Regions from separate parts of the Homo sapiens genome. Here region 2 is linked to region 1. Evidence: chromatin loops called from intact Hi-C (ENCODE). Cell type or tissue: heart right ventricle. All regions are shown on one strand. Links, peaks and the distances in the headings refer to the core of each region. The heading gives the core; the rest is flanking DNA.

Region 1 (10,636 bases), core at 1,166-9,165:
TAAACAGGTGCCTTCACAATGGCAAGATCTGGCAGACACCACCTTGACGCAGTGATCCAGTTTAGCATCACCAACAGTGGGACAAACTGACTTCATGTGCCTCCTGATGTGACACACCAGAAAGTACACACCATCTATGTAATGATCTTGCTCAAATGTTTTGACATAACCTAAGCACTGAGGAAAAAATCAGACAAATTCAGAAAATGGGACATTCTACAAAGCACCTGGCCTGGACTCTTCAAATCATCATCATGAATGATGAGGACAACAAACAAGGCAGATGACTGAGCCTACCTAGTGCACCCATGGTAATATGTGAGCATGCATTGGGCCCTGGGATTTAAAAAATGTTATGAAAGGGCTGGGCATGGTGGCTCATGCCTGTAATCCCAGCACTTTGGGAGGCCGAGGCGGGCAGATCATGAGGTCAGGAGTTCAAGACCAGCCTGGCCAACATGGTGAAACCCCATCTCTACTAAAAATACAAAAATTAGCCGTGCATGGTGGCAGGCGCCTGTAATCTCAGCTACTCAGGAGGCTGAGGCAGGAGAATTGCTTGAACCCAGGAGGCGCAGGTTGCAGTGAGCCGAGATCACGCCACTGCACTCCAGCCCTTGGCAACAAGAGCAAAACTCCAACTAAAAAAAAATATATATATATATGAAGGGCATTTTGATAATTGGGAGAATTTTGAATAAAGGCTGAATCAATATTGATATGTATGTGTACATGTATATACATATATAGATTTTAAATGAACAAACTACACTCATAATATATGTCAGTTCTGGTGATGTTTGAAGCACACAAGGAAACGTGACTTCTACTTACCTCCCCAGTGACATAAAAGTCATTATTTTTATATTCAGGAAATATCTGGAAAAACTGAATTAGTGCACTGCAAAAAGAAGAACAAGAACAACACAAATTAATCAGAAAAATGATTCAGGATCTCTTCATGCTAGGATATCAAATCTAACTCTTTGGCAATAGGTTTCACACTTGAAATAAGATACCACTCTGCTATGAGCTCCTGTAGGACATTTTATTTACACAATACATGTGGGCTTACTTTGTGATAATAAGAAGTTTGGACAAGTGGACATCAATACTCTGGGCATGTTTCCAAATTACTGATATACCAGTTTGGATCATCTAACTGTTGAGGGCACCTTGAGCAAATAATACAGGTTTCACATGTTACGTAGCAATTCTTGGAGGTAGTTCTGCAAACTTTATGATCCCATTAGCCCGGGTTTGTGGTGAAGTAAGGGAAGTCTTAGTTGCTTACCAACCCCCACTGTGGGGGACTCTGAACATTTCTGATGGAGCTCCAAGAATGCCACATTTTAATAACCAAAGAACAGAAAAACTGTAAGATGACTATAATTTAAAAGAAAAACAGCAAATGGTCACAGATATTGAAATAAATGTACAGTAGGCTCTGGGCTAAAAAAAAGAAAAACACATTTACTAAAGAATGCTAACAGCCGGCCAGGGCGGTGGCTCATGCCTATAATACCAGGACTTTGGGAGGCTAAGGTGGGCGGATAACGAGGTCAGGAGTTCGAGACCAGCCTAGCCAACATAGTGAAACCCCATCTCTACTAAAAATACAAAAATTAGCCAGGCATGGTGGTGCGCGCCTGTAGTCCCAGCTACTCAGGAGGCTGAGACAGAAGAATCACTTCAACCAGGGAGGCTGAGGTTGCAGTGAGCTGAGATTGCGCCATTGCACTCCAGCCTGGGCAACAGAGTAAGACTCTGTCTCAAAAAAAAAAAAAAAAAAAAAGAATGCCAATAGCCACTTCAGTGATGAAATAGATTTTAACAGACTCAAGGAGTGATTTCATAATAAGCAAGAAGACAGTGGATTTTTAAATGATTCTTTACCTGAACAAAATATTTCAAAAAAAGGAAAACAAAAACTTGTGAAACTCAGTAGCTCTATGAGTGTTTTGACCCAGACTGCAGTGCCTGCGAAGCTAGGGGAGGTTGTTGGCCCAGTTTCCTGCTGAGAGACTAAAAGCCATGAACCATCCAGGAAGATGAAAGGCAAGGAGGCTCTGAAAACCCAGGAGGATGGCGAAGTTCAAGGGTTACAAAGAGGCAAAATTGGGTCATTACAATCACCATGATCCTAGCTATATTTAATTTTCAAAGGCTGCATAAAAATTCACCATGAAACACTACTGTAGAGTTTCGGTGTATTTCTGTATTCATTATTTATAGTGGCCTTTGTAGCAACTAAATCTGAGAAGCTGCATTTTATAGCTTCTATGTTTGTGCTGGCAATAAGCTGGCTTTAGAGTGCAGATAAAAATAGGCATTCATTCTCCACCCTTCCCTCTCCAACCTTCAGGCTAAAATCTACTTCCTTTTCTCTCTTCCTGCTTGTTGGAATGGCAGGAGATAATTTAGCATAGTAAATCTCAATTAAGCCTTTGGCTTTAGCTTAAAGCTTATTTCCTTGTAGTATTTGCTGGAGAGTCATTAGGGTTGCTGGATTTAGCAAATGAAAACATAAGACATGGCTTAATTTTGAATTTCAGATAACAAATAATGGCTTAGTATAAGTATGTCCCAAATATTGCATGGAATATACTTACATTAAAATTTTATTTGTTGTTTACCTGAAATTCAAATTTAACTGGGTATTTTGTGTTTTATCTGATAATCTTGGTCAGAGATAATCTCCCAGGTTACTTCTATCTCGAAAATGGCAGGATTCTCCAGCTCAAGTTCCACTTGAGGAAGTTATCATCGAGTTTCAATTTCAGTTTTTATTTCACAGCCAAAAAACTGGCTATTTTTTTTTAAGCAAGCACTTAGTAGCGTGGTAGCACTCCTGTTTCTTAAAAGAGAGTGAAGAATGAAAAAAGTAAATTTAGTAAATTAGATTTACATATGCCATTTGCTCATTTAACTGTATTTTAGTCAAGAACTCTTCTTATTACATGGTGAGCATTTTCTAGAAAATAGAATCTAGAATCAAGCCCACATGAAATTACAAATTTTAGAAGCAGATCTGCTAAACATATATATAATACATAAGTGGCCGGGCGCGGTGGCTCACACCTGTGGGAGGCCGAGGCGGGCAGATCACGAGGTCAAGAGATTGAGACCATTCTGGCCAACGTGGTGAAACCCCGTTTCTACTAAAAATACAAAAATTATCTGGGTGTGGTGGTGGGCGCCTGTAGTCCCAGCTACTCAGGAGGCTGAGGCAGGAGAATTGCTTGAACCTGGGAGGCAGAGGTGGCAGTGAGCCGAGATCACGCCACTGCACTCCAGCCTGGCGACATAGTGAGACTCCGTCTCAATAATAATAATAATACATAAGCATGTGTGTTCACAAGTGCACACTCCATGCATTTATTCAGGTACAAGAGCTACATGGCACAAGAAGCATGCTTCTTCTTGGTGATTCCATTTGGCCACCTTGCTGGCATTGTGCTAAGGACTTGTCTCATAAACAGAATTTTAGTTAAGGGCTCTCTGCTCGCAGAAAGGTACCTTAAAGGACCAAAAAGAGAAACAGATTGCAAGGAAGAATGACTAGGAGAAAATTATTCCTCAGATAAGTTTTTAAACAGAGATTGGGTGGATGCAGGGCAGAAAAGGTGAGTGGACATGATCATGCATTGTAGACCCAAAGACAGCACTGGAATCTGGTCAGTTCTAATAGAGTCAGAAGCATAATCATAAACACAAGCAACATTCAGGATAATCGAGTTTCAGATAATCTAAGCAAAAGTTCCATGCCAAAAAAGCCAAGCAAAGTGTACCTACAGTCACTGGCAGTGGACTTGAGGTAAGAGGTGGGACTCAACTACAAAGGTAGGGCTTGGACACTGGATCAAATTGAGGACTAGCTAAGACAGGGCCTGGGCGGAAGCAGCTTTCCATAAGACATGCCTATCAGTGGGCCATGTCAGTTTACCATTGTGATGGCAACACCCAGGCGTTACCACCCCTTTCCATGGCAATGACCCAAAGACTCAAAAGCTACCATCCATTCCCTAGAAAATTCTGCATGAACCAACCCTTAATCTGCATGTAATTAAAAGTGGGTTTAAATACAACTGCAAAATTGCCCTAAGCTGCTACTCGGACTAGGCAGTAGCCCTGCAGGAGCAGACACGGAGTTGTAACACTGCCCCTTCAATAAAGCTATTTTCTTCTACCTCCATCTCACCATTGAATTCTTTTTTTTTTTTTTTAATTGAGATGGAGTTTCGCTCTTGTTGCCCAGGCTGCAGTGCAGTGGTGTGATCTCGGCTCACCACAACCTCTGCCTCCCAGGTTCAAGTGATTCTCCTGCCTCAGCCTCCCAAGTAGCTGGGATTACAGGCATGCACCACCAAGCCCAGCTAATTTTTCTATTTTTAGTAGAGATGGGGTTTCTCCATGTTGGTCAGGCTGGTCTGGAACTCCTGACCTCAGGTGATCTGCCTGCCTCGGCCTCCCAAAGTGCTGGGATTACAGGTGTGAGCCACCACACCTGGCCACCCTTGAATTCTTTCCTGGGCAAATCCAAAACCCCTCACAGGCTAAGCCCCACTTTGGGGCTCATCTGCCTTGCACTGGACCGATACAAGCTCAGCAACAGGAATCCTGGCAGTGCTGCTCTGTTGGAACCCGTGAAGGGAGCCTCTTCTGCATTCACTCTACATCTAGCAAGGCTGAGCCATGATCCTCTCCACCTGGCACAGGACACAGAGTTTTCTCATTTAATATAGGAAGCCTGCTTCCTAGCTGCATTGCTATGAAGCTTTGTTTAGCAACACTACATATCATTTCCCATTGCAAACCAACATGTAGGAGAAAACTATAGCAGCACTTCCATTTGGCTGCTAAGAAAATAACTATAGGTCCACCACTAGACTGAGCACCAGGAGGGCAGGGGGTTTGAGGACTGCTTACTACTGTCTCACCAGCACCAAGAACAGCAGCTGGCACATAATAGGCAATTGGTAAACAATGGCAGAAGGAGATTGGCACCAGCTAGTGTACTCCAAATCAAAGTTAATACATTTCATAATTTGTTTTAAACCAGAGAGGCATTGTGACTAAATAGCATATTCCAAATAAGAAAAGTGGGAGAGTATTTTAACATCTTGTTCGTGAAAAAGTTTTATTTCCAAACACAAAAGCAGCAAAACTGTGAACGGTAAATGTCTCCTTACAGCCATGCACTATTAATAGTCAAAAAGAATGAGATTTTCTGAAAAAAGAAAGTTGGTTTTCAAAGGGAGAAAATGAAAGCTCCACTCTTTAAACCTGTAGTAGCCCATTTGCAGGTTTTGAAGCGACCCTCTTATTCCAAACACCCATCTGGAGAGCTGGAGAGAAGAATGTGGTCACAAAGGGAAATGAATAGTGTAAACTATAAAGGAAACAGCTGAAATCAGTTTTCTGCACCACCCTTGATTAGCTATTTTCCAGTTCTAAGAGCCCGAAGCAAAAAGAACTACAACAGCTATAAACAATAGATGCTTTGAAATAGGTTCCCTTTACATGTCAGGAAAGAGGAGATGGACCACATGTCAGCAGTCGACATCCCCATATGGAGGGGCAACTGGAAGCTGTAACTGTCTTTGGGGGAGGGGAAGGAAAGACAGAAACGGCTTGGCAGTGATGCTCTGTCTTAGAGGGGGCCCGATGCATCTCTTCAATACAGAACCTCTGCCCTCAGGGTGTTTGCTAGTTAACCACTGAGCTTGTTTGGATTTAAACCAAAGAGGGATGGGAGGTGGGGGCGGGGAGTAGGTTTCTAATCTGAAGAAAGAGAGCACACAGTGCCAAGAGAGCCCTGGCCCTGGCTCTGAAGAAGCCTGTGAGGAGGACTGCCGTCCGTTACGTCTGTGGAGGGAAGGGGAGGAGGTGCTGGGGGGAACACCCCGTCAGCATCTTGGCAAATATGTCCCTAGGACCCCACTGTATGTGGAAGCAGAAGTGTGGGGCCCTGGGCATCCCCCTAGAAACTGAATAGAAGTGATCGAATCATGGAACATGTGAAAAACAAACAAAAGTGGAGAAGACAACAGCCATATTCTTTTCTGGGTGGGCAGAGGGAGAGATCTTTGGGAAAGGGGCTTGGAAGTAGTTCTTTCTTCTCTCCCCCCGGCCACCTATCTGCCTCAGAGAGAAAGAAAAGTAAAACGGAAAGCTTTTGTCAGAGATCAGCAAACTCTGACTCCTATTAGATGCACTTTCGCTTTGAGGATTGGTAGTAATTAACAGAGTGCTTGGTGGAGGTGTGGGGTAGGGAGCTAGTTAACTCCTTCTGGCCACTAGGGTTCTTTTAGTAAATTATTATAATACATAAAGCGGTGCCCTAGTGACCAGAAAGAATCTAGGACTTGGTCTCTAGTAATAATTTGTAGACTGGAAAAATCTGACCAAATAAGAAAGGTCACTTGCTTTTTTTTAAAAATGCTAAAAATAGCAATGATTAATATGAGTGAAAAAAGGGAGAAATTATATGGACACTGTTTGGCCAGACTTACAACTTTACATTTTTCCTTTTTTTTTTTTTTTTAAGCAAAACAAAACTTTCATAAGAAGAAGAGAGAATACTAGAGACTAACAAGCTAAGTTTTCAGCCTGGAAAAGTCATGAAATAGAAGCAAAAAGTAAAAAATTGCATCCAAAAGCCACGAAAAGAAGAATCCTGAGAAACAAACAAATATCTGAAAAGATGTTGTCTCCCTGCAAATGCAAAGTTAAATACAAATTTGGAAAACAAGTAGAAACCTTTCAGATGTCTGGTTGAAAGGTTTAAAAAATAATCTTTAATTGAAAAATTCTGCTCTGTGTGTGTGGATGTGAAAATATCCTTAAATTATCTTCAGGAATTGGACTATAAGGCTCAGTCAATAAAAATTCCAACACTAGAATAATTTTCCTATTGAGATAGAAAAATGTTTGGTCTTAGGAAAGCCAAGAGAAAGCAGGAGCATTTTACCTGTATAAATCCCGTGCTACATCGTCCTCATTGACTGCATATCCGTGGGTATCATCAGTAAAACTGAAGCCTGTGCCCACCTGCAGGAGAAATAAACACGCAGGTATAAACACAGAGAAACACATGCCTTAGGGACCTGCAGAGAGGTCCCACACTGGAAGGTGACCTTGTTCCAAAGGCCAAGCTCAGACTTCAGATTTTTGCCGTTGCCCCCCTATGCCTTTAGCCCTCCTCCCAGGAGGATGCTAGGTGCCACCTATTCTCTCCACCCCCTAAAGCCCAAATAAAACAGCAACACAGAGCTTTGCCCTGGGGTCAGTGGCTGAGCTGTCCTGTGCCTCAGTGGAGACCCTGCCAGATGTTGATTTAAGGAAGAAGGATTCATCTTTTCCATCCCCTGCTACAGTATCAAAAGATCCAAAGTTGTCTCCTCTCTGAAACCTGGAGAGTGCATGGCTCTGTCCTGCCAAGAAGAAACTCTTGGTTGGCGCAGTGGCTCACTTCTGTAATCCCAGCACTTTGGGAGGCTGAGGCGGGCGGAACACCTGAGGTCAGGAGTTTGAGACCAGCCTGGCGAAACCCCGTTTCTACTAAAAATACGAAAATTAGCCGGGCATGATGGCGGGCACCTGTAATCCCAGCTACTCAGGAGGCTGAGGCATAAGAATCACCTGAGCCCAGGAGGCGGAGATTGCAGTGAGCTGAGATCATGCCACTGCATTCCAGCCTGGGTGACCAAGCGAGACTCCGTCTCCAAAAAAAAAAAAAAAAAAAAAGAAAGAAACTCTTTAGGCTGAAGAAAAAGGTAGTTGTACATTGTCTTCCTCTTCTTCTTCTTCCTCCTCCTCCTCCCCCTTCTTGTCTTTATTTGCAAGAAATATGGCCATTAAGCCATTTCATCTTCAGTAGGTAAGGAGTTTTAACATAATTAAGACTAATTTTAAACTAATATTTTCTTATTAGAACCTAGAAGTTCACAGACAACTGAACTGCAAATTCAAAAGAAACTGAACTGCAAATTCAAAAGAAGAAGCTACTATTTTTATGTCAACAATTTGCATAAGGAATGCACTCCCTATCTGGTATAAAGATTTTTGTGTTTTTGTTTTCCAAACACCCAAGGATGTTTAATTCATCTTTTACTTAAATACACAGTTATGGATGAGGAAAATGGAAGGCTGACAAAACAAGGTGGGGGAAAGAGCATGTTGACATTTTTTTCCGCTTTTATTTGTGTTCTTTTGGACCATCTGAAAAGTGAGAGAAGTTAAAGATTTTAGTTAAGAGGGCAAAGATACTCCAAATCTGTAGAAGCTGACCCTAAGTTTCTCTCCTATTTTGCACCTTAATAGAACCAATATCAGAAGACCTCCCCAAGGAGAGTATCACTTTTTGTCCAGAGATGAAGCATGTTGCTTGTCTTAACAAGTGAAGGAGGCCAAGAGCAGTAGCTCATGCCTATAATCCCAGCACTTTGGGAGGCTGAGGTGGGCGGATCACTTGAGGTCAGGAGTTCAAGACCAGCCTGGCCAACATGGTGAAATCCCATCTCTACTAAAAATACAAAAGTTAGCCAGGCATGGTGGCGCAAGTCTGTAATCCCAGCTATTCAGGAGGCTGAGGCAGGAGAATTGCTTCAACCTGGGAAGTGGAGGTTGCAGTGAGCTGAGATGGTGCAACTGCACTCCAGTCTGGGTGACAGAGTGAGATTCATCTCAAAAAAATAAAAATTAAAAAAAAAAAGTGGAGACCCATTTTGACTTTTTATATCTATAACTCTATGTGAAAGATTAGACGATTGTGAAAGATTACAAGTTCTGACACTATATAATAACCTGTGATATAAGGAACCCAAACTGTTAGTGAAAAGAAATGAATTCCTCCTCCTGGGTTACCTAATTCAGTGAACAGGACATCTCATAGGATTAAAAATAAGGAAATGGGCCAGGCGTGGTGGCTCACACCTGTAATCCTATCATTTTGGGAGGCCAAGGCAGGTGGATCACCTAAGGTCAGGAGTTTGAGACCAGACTGGCTAACATGGTGAACACCCCCCACCCCACGCTCCCATCTCTACTAAAAATACAAAAATCAGCCAGGTGTGGTGGCACACGCCTGTAATCCCAGCTACTTGGGAGGCTGAGGCAGGAGAACCAGGTTGAACCGGGGAGGCGGAGGTTGCAGTGAGCTGCCAGCCTGGGCGACAGAGCGAGACTCCATCTCAATAGAAAAAAAAAAAATGAGGAAATGAGAGAAGGCAGCAAGGAAAATTGCCAAACTCCGATATGATTATACATGTTAACAGAAAAACTAAATCTCAAAATGGTTTTAATTTTACAGATTAAATTCTATTTTCAAAAGGAAAAACGAAATCTATTTTTTAAATGTACTTAATAAAAAGGAAAAAATAAAAGACAGGAGACGCCAGCACTGACAGCTCACAGGGTCATCCCGGACTTACTGGATTGTCAATGTAAAGCATGGAGAGCGTTGTGGTCCAGGGGAAGTCTCTGTCACGCACTGTGAAAACAAAGAAGAGGGGTGAGATAGAGTCGTGGACAAGCATTCCACCGAGGCCTCATGGTGGTCAGAAGCCCAACACACCCCACGGTCCTCATGAGCTGTTGGCGTACCCTCTAACAGTGCTGCACACTCTCATGGTGGGGAACAGGCACCTGCACCTTTACCCTCCCCACTCCTCTCCTTTACTTTCCCCCAGCCCAGAGTGTTTCTACACCTGAGATAAAGCTTGGAAACAAAACCCAGCAAAAGCTTGGAACAAAGCTGGTTCATGAAAAAACACCCACCAACCACCTCTGCAATAATATCCATATGTCCAATTAAATCAATCATCCTTAATGCTCCATCTCTTGAACAGAACTACTTCAACAAAACTGGCACATAAGCCTTTATACTGAGTCACAAACTGGCTCACACTCCAAATTCTGACCCAGGGGAAGTAAACAAAATTAAAAAAAAAAAAAAACAAAATGAGATGAAGGTAAACTTAGTGACAGCCAGATGTTGCTCTTTCTTTATCCTTCCTCCGCCTCAGCCCCCACCGGGAATAGCGTCTTGCTTCCAAGTTATCAGATAATGAGTGTGACTGAACCATAAAGTGTTTAGTTCATGTGAGTAATTAAGAATATAATTCCACCCATTAGTCCACTGCAAAGAGCTGTCCCAAATAGTAATAAATACCAACTGTTTTGCAAACCCAGAATGCTTGAGTCAGCAGCAGACTGCAAGAAAGCGGATTAGAACTTTTCACCCAAATTTCAAGGGAGAAAGCAGCCCAGTCAGGACACTCACCCCGAGGCTCCTCCTTCTCGGATGGATATTGCCAGAAAGTTGTGTTTTGATAATCTGGAACGGTTAAGCTATTCATAGTGGTTCAGTGTTTACTCTAAATTAGTTTTGGAGCAGGTATGAGGCTCAGATGAAAGATTCTATAGGAAATACAGTGCAAGGGATACTTACAGGTCATGTTACTTGTGACAACATAAGGCCCATGTTCCACAAAGAGTCCAAACATGGATGAACCTCCCGGCCCACCCTGTAGCCAGAGAACTACTGGGGCATCTTCTGGCTGTATCTAGAGGAAACAGTAAAACCAGTGACCACACAGAACACTCACTTAAGGCTACAGAACACACACAAGCA
Region 2 (10,636 bases), core at 876-8,875, 55 kb before region 1:
ACTTATGGCTATGTTAAGAAGGAAGACTGTGGTTACATTTTAGTGGAACTAAGGAATACTACCCCCTAGGATTTTCATGAAGCCTGCATTTCATTAACTTCAACTTCAGGCAGTGCAGTCGCTGGCAAGCTGAGCTTTCTCTTGGGTATTGCTAATCCATATTGCTCTCCTCTCCTACATTGATTTCAGTAGCAAGTATAATTTTTTTGCAGCAGCAGACAGAGAGATTCAGGTGCCTCAAATTTGTTTCTTATTGGAAGCAACTATGCCTGCCATGCCACTTGCAAAACTTCCTTTTTAAAAATATGATAGCTGCTTGTCAACAGTGAGGAATGTTCTTTCTTCCTAGAATACAATTTTTTGTATGTGTCAAACTGATGTTTATCATAGGAAAAACAACACTGAGGTAACTCTTTTCATTAATCCTAAAGCAATTTTCAATTTGCTTGAAAAAATAATTCAGATAATTCCCAATTCTGATAAAGTTGTAGAACTAATGGGGACAGTATAAAATGGCTCTTCTTTTCAGAAAATCAGTAGCCAATTTTCTGCCCCCAAACTTAAAAATGTTGAAATTCCTTGTCCCAGTAATTTCAACTTGTAGAATATATTCTAGGAAAACAGGTCCAAAGAAATTTTAAAAAATTATATATATTCATTGAGTCTTATAATGAAAAACTCAAACACAATCCAGAAGTCCTATAATTGAGTAGGTAAATGCACAACAGTATAAGAATTCTATAGGATATTATAAGACCATTTAAAATGTTTCATTGAACCATGATGCAATGTGGGAAATACTTATCACATAATGTTAAGTATGAAAGCAGAAAGTCAAGTATAATGTATATCACAACTATAACTATAAAAATCAATGTACATATTCACATATATGGAATACAAAGTTTGAAAAATGTTAATATTTAGATGGTGGAAATCTGAGTAATATACTCTCCTTTTTTTCTACTCTTACGCTACTTTTATGCAACTAACATATTAATTATCATAAAGTATTGCCACTCCACCTCCAACAAAGAGGTCGGCCTCAACTCCATGCTACTTTTGATCTATTTGAAGGCTCTGATTTGGCCCGAGTGGAGACCTTTGGTTGAATCCTCAAATTGGATATAAAATATTTCACTGCATAAGTTTCCGTCTTTCCCTTTACGGTGCGGGTTCTTAAAAGGCTCAAACATAATTAAAAAGCCCAGGACTTTTACACACTCCAAATCCTCAAGCAGCAGTGGGACAGCAGTCAGACTAAGATGAAAGAGCCCTGGGCCCCCACTGCAGGAACACGGGGCCTTTCATGTTACTCAGTCACCATCACCACCCCCACTCTCCTAAGAAGAAACCCACAGGAAAATCCTGATAGATTTAAAGCCTGTTAAAAAAATTCAACTGAACTCCAGTAATAAAATATTTGCATTGTTTATATAGAGAAATTACCTCAAAGACCTTGAGTACTCATGGCCTCTGCAAAACCTCCTATAGTTGTTTTGGCCAACAGTATGGAAACAATTATATATGATTAGTACCAGTGAACAAGACTTAATTACTTCACCATTCTACGAAGACCTGATTATAGCTGATTAGCAAAGATCATCAAGCATAAAGTGATTCTTCTTCTAGAATTCAGTGTAAAAGATGCTGATCAATCAGCAAATTCATAGTGCATCCATTTAATTTTACTCTCCATGGCCACTACAGGCAGCTTGCATCTCTCATGTGTCTCCCACAGCTTTCTTTACTGACAATCATTACTATATTTTGAAATCAATGTGATGTTTTTTTCATCCTTAAGGGACAATAGCAAAGTCCCCATGTTACAGCAAAAACACATTTATATGTACAGCATTATATTACATGTTGAACTGACATGGAATGAGGACCATCCCTGAGTTGTTAGTCAAGACTTATCTTGTTAGTCAAGACTTATCATAACAAGAGCACCAACTCTCTGGACCAAGAAACAGCAAAGAGCTGAATTGCACAATCTCGCACAGGCAATGTGTAGAAGGTCTACTTTTGGGTACAAATGGAAATCCTTCCTTTGCAAAGCAAGGAAACCATTTTGTATTTCTGAAGGGCACATAAGTCAAATGCAACAAAAAAGAAATCAGAATAACGATCATGAGAAGTGATTTCAAAGGCAGGCCAGCATTAAATATAAGAATTCCAGAGCTCTTATTTGCACCTAAATGTCACATTTACTCTCATGAGCCCCTATAGGAATATCCCAGTTAGGTGCCTCTAGGCTGGGTGAGTGGATGAGATAGCCTAGGACCCAGTGGCTGAGCATGAGAAGCAGGTGGGCACGGCATAGGGGTGGTCCTGAAGCCCAAGGGCACACGCTGGCTACCCACATCCTGATAGAAAAGTTCCAGGGAGGAACTTAGCTCTGACAAGGACAGGTTGGCCAAATATGTCTACACACTCATCCCACTTCTCCCCCGGTAGGGTGACCAACTGTCCCAGTTTGCCCTGGACAGGAGTTGCCCAGCAAGACATGCAGTGCTAAAACTGGGACACTCTGGAGCAAACTTACCCCTAAGGCTTGCTGGTATTTTAAGCAACAAGGTCTAAAGACAGAAGGGAGGAGACAGAGATGAATGCAGCTTTTAGCTACACTTCCCTTGTCAATAGTGATTGGAACAAAACAAGGAACAAGGAAAGAGCTGGTTGGAGTTGGTCTCCAGCGACGTACTAGGCAGTGCCCTGAACATGCATTTCCTCACTTTCCTTTCTGGTCAGCTGTAGGCCTCTGGTAAGGGAGCAAAGCCACTGCTTTTAGAGACTTCTTTTACTCCTTAGAGGGCTGGCTGCTTAGCTTAGTGAAACTGATGGTTATGCAATGTCACAGAAAAATGCTTATCTTATGAAAAAAATCAATGAAAAACTGAGACTTCACTTGTTTGTACTCTAATTATCACATATTTAAAAATGCTTCAAACCTGGGGAAAGAACAAATCAAAATACAGTTATTTGAGCTATGGTTGATTTATTTTAGATTGGCTATCTTCTAGGTTTCTGTTTTGTTTTGTTTTTGGCAAATGTGGTTACAATCCTTTTTTTAAATTTTTTTTAAGAGACAGTCTCACTATGTTCCCCTAAGCTGGAGTGCAATGGCACAATCTTGGCTCACTGCAACCTCCAACTGCTGGACTCAAGCCATCCTCCCATCTCAGCCTCCCGAGTAGCTGGGACTACAGGTGCATGCCACTACACCCAGCTAATTTTTTTGTATATTTTGTAGAGACGGGGTTTCGCCATGTTGCCCAGGCTGGTCTTGAACTCCTGGGCTCAAGCAATCTGCCCACCTCAGCTTCCTTCCCAAAATGCTGGGATTACAGGTATGATCCACCGCACCTGGCCATAGAATGCTTTTTATTTATTGATTTATTTTTCTTCAACTTTTAAGTTCAGGGGTATATGTGCAGGTTTGTTACATAGGTCAATGTGTGCCATGGTGGTTTGCTGTACAGATCATCTCATCACCTAGGTATTAAGCCCAGCATCCATTACCTCCCTCCCCCTGCACCCTCCTGACAGGCCCCAGTATGTGTTGTTCCCCCCATGTGTCCATGTGTTCTCATCGTTTTTTACAAAATAATTCTTTAAAAAGTTTAATTAATTAATTAATTTAGAGACCAGGTTATGAGACTGGCTATTTTTCGTATTTTTGGTAGAGACAGGGTATCACCATGTTGCCAAGGCTGCTCTCAAACTTCTGGGCTCAAGTGATCTACCTGCCTCCTTAAAGTGCTGGGATTACAGGCATGAGCCACTGCACCCAGCCTAGAATGCTTTTATAATGGAAAAAAAAAAAAAAAAGAACAATAATGCTATGAGGTTGGATACCTCAGTTTGGCAAAAGATGAGTCTTTTGGAGAAATAATTTGTAAGAATTCAAATACTACCATACCAGCTCTCATTTTTTTTTTCATGACAACTAGGTAAAAAGCTTAATTTTAATTCATAGACAGTCTTTAAAAACTCATTCCAGAATTCAAGCCTTTCCAAGAGACGGCATTTGGTGACTTGGACCACAAGCATCTTTTTCTTCCTCTTTGTCAAAAGGCAGAGATGAGAAAAGCATCTTTATTATTATTAATTCTTTCTTGCTTTTCAACCTGCTTTCATGTGCATAGAGCTTTATTCTTGTACTGCTTCACAAGGTCAGGAACAGAAGTGTTCCACTGTCCGCCTCCACTTTACTGTTATGGAAACTGTGATACTGTGAGGCAACAGAATGAGTCCTAGATCCCGACTTCCACCCTTCTACCTAAAATTTTTCCTTAAGAAAAGAGCTAAAGTTCCTTCAAACCAACAAGCATTTATTGACTCCCTGCAGCTAACCATTTAGTGCTACCAAAAGCTGCTGGAAACTGAGAGTTAGTTGCATATGAGACACAGTTCACATCTCCGGTTCAGAAACAATCTTGCTCTGTTTGTCTGGCCCTGGTGACATCTCTTAGTCACCTCTCACTTTGGCTCTATGGACAGGATGTGTGTGAGGGCATTACTCACAGTTGGTGGGGAGTGGCCTTGCTAAACCGCTGTGAAATACCAGCAGTGCCTTAAAAACAGGAGCTCCCGAGTGCGTGCTACATCCCCAGGCCTTGCACAGTGCCTGGTACCCCATAAAACCGATGGACAATTACAGGGTATGGATTCTGCTCTTTAATGGTTTCATGTGGTGCTGTATAGTGACCATCTGCTGCTTTTGCATGCCCAGGTCCACTCTCCCTTCTCCTGGAAACTGTACTTTGTGGGTCACCCACACCTTCAGTGGATACAGCCCTGGTGGGAGTTGTCAATCACAGTGTCCTGCCTCCTCTGGCAAAGGATAAGCACATTACCTAAGTAAAGGCACTCAAATGCTCTTTCCCTGGAATTGGAATCATGGGCAGAGGACACAGAGTTCATTGATAAGTCTACTCATTAGTTTTGCTTCCTAGATCCCTAGAATTTTCCCCAATCTGCTGTTCTTTCTTCACCCCACTTCTTCAGTTTTTCCATGAATTCTAAGACCTATCCTGTCTTCCAATCAATTCCATTCATGCTTCAAGTAAGCAGAGTTATTTCTGTCACTGAAACCATGAAATCCAAACTCATACACCTTCGGACCAGTGCAGTGCATGCCAACACACCATAACTGGAACTCGTAGACATGTGGGTGAACTTCCAAGAGCTTCAGCCCCTTTTCTGGACATGAGGATGCGACGAACTATACAGAATTGTAACGAGAACTAATGAGACCATGTACACAAAGTTCCCAGCACAGTGCCTGACACAGAATAAGAGGTCAGTGAGTATTAGGTCCTCCTCCTTCTCAAGCAAGTTGATCATCTGATAATGATTGGAGAGACTCGACACAGCACTTCTTCTAAATAAACCTTCAGAATATAGGGATGGTCTTTCTGTGTCAAATACTTGGTTGTCAATCTCACTCTTTCAGAAAAAGGCCGACTGTAGGAAGAAATCCAGCCAGGATAAACCTGAACTCTATATATATTCAAGCTCTCGAAATAATAACACACCCTTGACTACTAATTTTGCATGCATTGGCCACTGCATCTCAGTCTTTTCTTGAAAGTTAGAGCCATAAATTCATGTATTACTCTTTTAAAGGAACTTCTAATTCTGAAGCCTGGAATTCAAAATCACATGGAATTCCCCCACACTTAAATGCTAGAAAAGTGTGGTAAAGACTATGGCTTTTAAAAGGAAGTTTTTGAGTAATAATAAGACTCTCTTGTTGTTTTTCTTATTATGTTCCAGGAACTGTGCTAAGCATTTTACAGCATTCTCAGAAGGCAGGTGTTATTTATCCCATTTTAGGCACAAGGAGGCAGAGGTGTAAGGAGGTAAGTCAGTGTACCATGATCCCCCAACAGGTGACTGAAATTCAAGTTCAGATCGACCTGAGCCCAAACTGTGTGCTTCTAAGTGCTCTTCCACATTGCCTCACTACTGTCTAAGGTCACTAACCTCCATAAGAACACATTGAACAGGTGCTTTATTCTATATTTGTAATTCCACAAGCAAGTGGCAAACCTAAAGTGTGACTCTTTGACATTAAGGATATATGTTTATAGTTATGTGCATAAACTCTATGGCTGGGTTTGAATCTGACCCCTGCCACTAACTGGCAGTATTATCTTAATTGAGTTAGCCCATCTAGAGCTCAGTTTCTTCATCTGCACAATGGGTATAAGAAAAGTGGCCAGGCGTGGTGGCTCACACCTATAATCCCAGCACTTTGGGAGGCCGAGGTGGGCGGATCACAAGGTCAGGAGATGGAGACCATCCTGGCTAACACGGTGAAACCCCGTCTCTACTAAAATAAATACAAAAAAAAAAAATTAGCCGGGCATGGTGGTGGGCGCCTGTAGTCCCAGCTACTTGGGAGGCTGAGGCAGGAGAATGGAGTGAACCTGGGAGGCGGAGCTTGCAGTGAGCTGCGATCGCACCACTGCACTCCAGCCTGGGTGACAGAGTGAGACTCCATCTCAAAAAAAAAAAAAAAAAAAAGAAAAGAAAAGAAAAGCACATATGAATCGGGAGTATTTATGAAACATGATGCATGTGAAGCATGATAAAGTACACAACGGTACAACAATTTCCAAATGAAATGTTACCTATGGATTAGAATTGTGACTTAGGATGGAGGAGTTAGAACTCCATAAATAACTGCACCAGGCACGCCACTGACTGGACAGAACTAACAGCAGAAGCTTATAAAAGTAGCCGACACTTTCAGACAGAAGTCTTGACCTCTGGCCCTGCCTCAGCCCCGCAAGACCTGTGCTCACTGAGTGATCTTGGATATGTCATCTACTCACTCTGAGCTTTAATTTTCTCCTCTAAATAGTGGAAATAGCTACATCCCACAGCTGTCAGGAGGGCAAATAGGATACCAAACCTAAAGATTTCCTATAACTTGAAGAGCAGGTTTTACCAATGTTTTTATTGCTCTTTATCAAAGATAAACTAAAAAATAAATTCCTATACTGGAGTGCAGAGGTCTTAAGTTGGCTGTGTGAGGCTTGCATTCAGCATGCAGATGTATTTGGTTAGTCCAAATGGTGTTGTTGTAACTGTTTTTCCATTTAGATGCCAGTGTTATGGACCAAATGTTTGTATCCTCCCAAAACTCAAATGTGGAAAACCTAACAGCCAAAGTGATGGTGTTAGGAGATGGGGCCTTTGGAGGGTGATTAGGGGATAAGAGCAGAGCCCTCATGAATGGAATTAGTGCCCCTACAAAAGAGACCTCAGAGAGCTCTCTATTACTCTTTCCACCATGTGAGGATACAAAAAGAGGTCAGTAGTCTGCAACCCAGGAGATCCTCACCAGAACTGATCATGCTGGTAATCTCATCTCAGATTTCCAGCTTCCAGAACTGTAAGAAACAATTTTTTCTTGTTTTTAAGCCCTTAGTCTATGTTACTATGTTACAGCAGCCTGAACTAAGACAGTCAGCATTTAAATATTCGGAGATCTGACCAGGCTGGGCCTGTATTTCCTCTCAGCCACAATGAGCTAACACTTTGCGGAGCTGTAACCCTGAGGCACACCCCCACCCCTGCCCTGGTATCCTCACACACACAGGCACAGGGTGGTTGTCATTTATTCAATGCTTATGCTACTGTTTTTCTTAGAAGAGAAAAATATTCTCTGTATCCATACCTCTGTCATGGGTAAAAAAGATCAGTAGGTCTCAATCCAACACTATCCATTTATTTCACTTCCTTCCTGGATTTGCAGGTGGTTAAGTGTTCCCTCCATCTGAAATGGAAGGGAAGTGGCCTTTTGTCTGAGTTGGAGAAGAGGGCATGCTCACTTGTGTATGTAGTGTGTTTTGTTTGTTTTTTAGTTTACTCATATGAGATCTCTGCCTATTCAACAGACACGTTTATGGAGAGACTAAGGACTAAGTACCATGGGAACAGGTATGGAAAGCTGTGACCCCTGTCTTTCAAATGCTTCAGATTTTTTTTTAACTTTTCAAAGCAGTGAATACTCAGAAAAGGAAAGGGAAATTTATGCTTTCATTCTTTAAGTTTTCCTTAGAAGAGGGGCCAAGAAAAGTCAGTTTCACTTAAACCTTTCTAAAATGCTAGTCCTTTTAACAATTCAAATCATAAATTGAATTTCAGGTTCTAGATGCACATAAATCAGCAGTTTATTCATGAGTTTAACTATCTCAGCAAGAAAACCTTCTCCTAGTAAAGACCTAATGAACAGAATCAGATGAGAATTAACCCTTATTTTAAATAGAGTATGCCTCTGAGGGGTAAATAATTTAAGGCAGATATAAAGCAACCATTTTAGCCAAAGATACCTGCAGAAGAGTACGTTTACAGACACCTAGAAAGATTCCACACTCTATAAGCACAGATTTTCACTTAAAATTTAAGTCAGGCAGTGCCATGATGATAATCAGAGGTGAAAAAAGAACTCTGTGCTTTTAATACAGCCTGAGAGATTAGAGACAGAAATGTATATAAGTGTGCATTTTAGTTTATTTTCATTGTTGCTAGCATGAAAGGCTAAGACTGAAAATAAATCATGTGAGGTCCACTTACTGTTCTAAACTTTAACCATTTTTTGTTGTGGTTAAAAAAAAAAAGCACACATGTTACTGACAGAGAACACAAAACTTTTCTCTTTATTCCCTGCTTACAGCTCTTACTTATTAGGAAAATTACAGAAATACCAGAGAAGGAGGCTTTGGTATCTCAGCACAACAGGAAAGCAAATTGTGCTTTTGTGAGAAGGATGGATTTTTGTTGTTGCATTTTTAGACGAAAGATTTATGCTTATATTCTGGTCCATTTACAATATATCATAATACTTTGCAGACAAAGTTATGCTTTTTTCCCAATGATCTAGTGACCTTAATCTCTAACATTCTGTGGTTTCCTGTTTGGGGAAATGATTGAACAGCAGCCTAAGCTATTCCAGGCTGCACAGCATTCCCAGTTGGCCTCTATCTGTCTTAGTTTTGAATGTTCTCCTGTTCACTAATCCAAAAAAAAAATTCTTTTTTAAGGGAATTTTCCCTACAGATGCTAAATCAATGAAACTCCTGCAAATCAGCCCTCCAAACTTCCTCTTCTGGCTGCTTTACTTATCATTCTTCTATTACAAACTCTAATGTGGCCAGGAGTTCTTTTGGACTGAAGCAATTAGCATGTCCCACCAGTGCCTTCCCCCTAAGCAGAAAAGAATTAATTTCACTATTATCCAGCTCAACAAACAATAATTCCCATGGGTTTCCCAAAAGCTCAGCTGCAGAAGAAAACTTTAATTCAGCTGAGGAGTATAACATTTAAGAAATGTCCCTGACTGGGGGCAGACTTGTTATCTGTCCATGGATAATGCGTTGACCTCAGCTGTCCATCACTCTCACTGTTGGCCATACTTCTTCCTGGTAATTGTGCAGAGTCTTAGGGATGTAATACTCAGGAGGCCTGAGTCCCCAAGGCCTGCTTGAAGAAGACTGGTAGAAAAATTGAATGAAACAGTAGTCATTTCTGCAACCAAGTTGTTCTTAAAAAGAGACATATTTTGCTTTCACGTTTTAAGGAAAAGGGAAGACAAGAGAGTAAGTGAACTTAGAATAAACAGCCCCATGTGCCTCCCATCCCCCTACCAGCTGGTTTTGTCAAGATGAATAAAGAAGAATGGAAGTGGAACAGCAAGTTTGAGTCAGTGTCCAGCGATTATATAAATAATGTCTTTTGGCCAAAAAAAATTATTCCTGCTTTCTTGCACCTTAACTCTAAATTATTTTGCTGCTTTTAGTGGGGAACAACAAAGCCAACTTGAAAAGGATCCAGAAAGCCATCATTCTGATGCAATGATCTTTGGAAAAAAGCTCCCTACCTAGAACAGCACACTTAAACGACTTTTAAGAATGATCCAGAATAATTCTTGTCCTCTTGCTTGAATATAAAAGTCCTGGGGCCCCTTCTAGTCAGTCCTTTACTCTGCTTCTTGTTTCAGGGTCTGCTCTCATGGCTGCTTTCTGATCCCCTTGCCTCTCAAGAATCTCCTCTGACCATGATCAATAACTGGATTTTTTTTTTTTTTTTTTTTTTTGAGACAGGGTCTTGCTCTGTCACCCAGGCTGGAGTGCAGTGGTGCGATCTCGGCTCACTGCGACTTCTGCCTCCCGGGTTTACACCTGGCTAATTTTTGTATTTTTTGGTAGAGACAAGGTTTCACCATGTTTCCCAGGCTGGTCTTGAACACCGGACCTCAAGTGATCCACCCGCCTTGGCCTCCCAAAGTGCTGGGATTACAGGCATGAGCCACCGCGCCTGGCCCAATAACTGAATTTTAATAAACTGACTGTCCCAGGAGCAAGCTCACCCACTCCCACAGACAAATCTCTCCAGAGGAGGAATGTACCCCTGCCTGTCAGAAGGTCAGCTTCAAGGTCACACCTAAGGGTCATCTCCAAAGACTGCAATGTGCTTGACAAAGTTATTACCCTACTAGGAGGTGGGTCAAGGAGCCAATTTCTTTCTTTCTCCACATCATTAAATATATTTAATTAACAAACACACATTTGCATACAACCCAACCAATAAGAAACGGCCCTGCAAGAGCAAAGAAAAA

What was found. Peaks named below come from ENCODE experiments on the same cell type or tissue, not always from the same donor. Only the 100,000 strongest peaks of a DNase experiment are listed, where the experiment ranks them.
Region 2: it touches region 1 in a loop (2.1-fold over the local background); 16 of 110 quality-filtered maps call a loop at or near these places.

What each region holds. Positions count from the first base shown.
Region 1 is chr7:29,085,650-29,096,285 of GRCh38, forward strand. It overlaps CPVL (carboxypeptidase vitellogenic like), which reads right to left. Exons shown (of 13, transcript NM_031311.5): 4 at 10,454-10,568; 5 at 9,435-9,493; 6 at 6,974-7,053; 7 at 835-901. Among named protein-coding and RNA genes, the nearest start is that of CPVL-AS1, 11 kb to the left of the region's middle. In heart right ventricle, for the core only: no CTCF peak of the experiment used is centred there; a DNase peak (open chromatin) is centred at 5,764; H3K4me3 peaks cover 2,355 bases; H3K27ac peaks cover 3,571 bases.
Region 2 is chr7:29,031,036-29,041,671 of GRCh38, forward strand. The region is part of intron 11 of CPVL (carboxypeptidase vitellogenic like); the gene reads right to left. Among named protein-coding and RNA genes, the nearest start is that of CPVL-AS1, 44 kb to the right of the region's middle. In heart right ventricle, for the core only: no CTCF peak of the experiment used is centred there; no DNase peak of the experiment used is centred there; H3K27ac peaks cover 302 bases.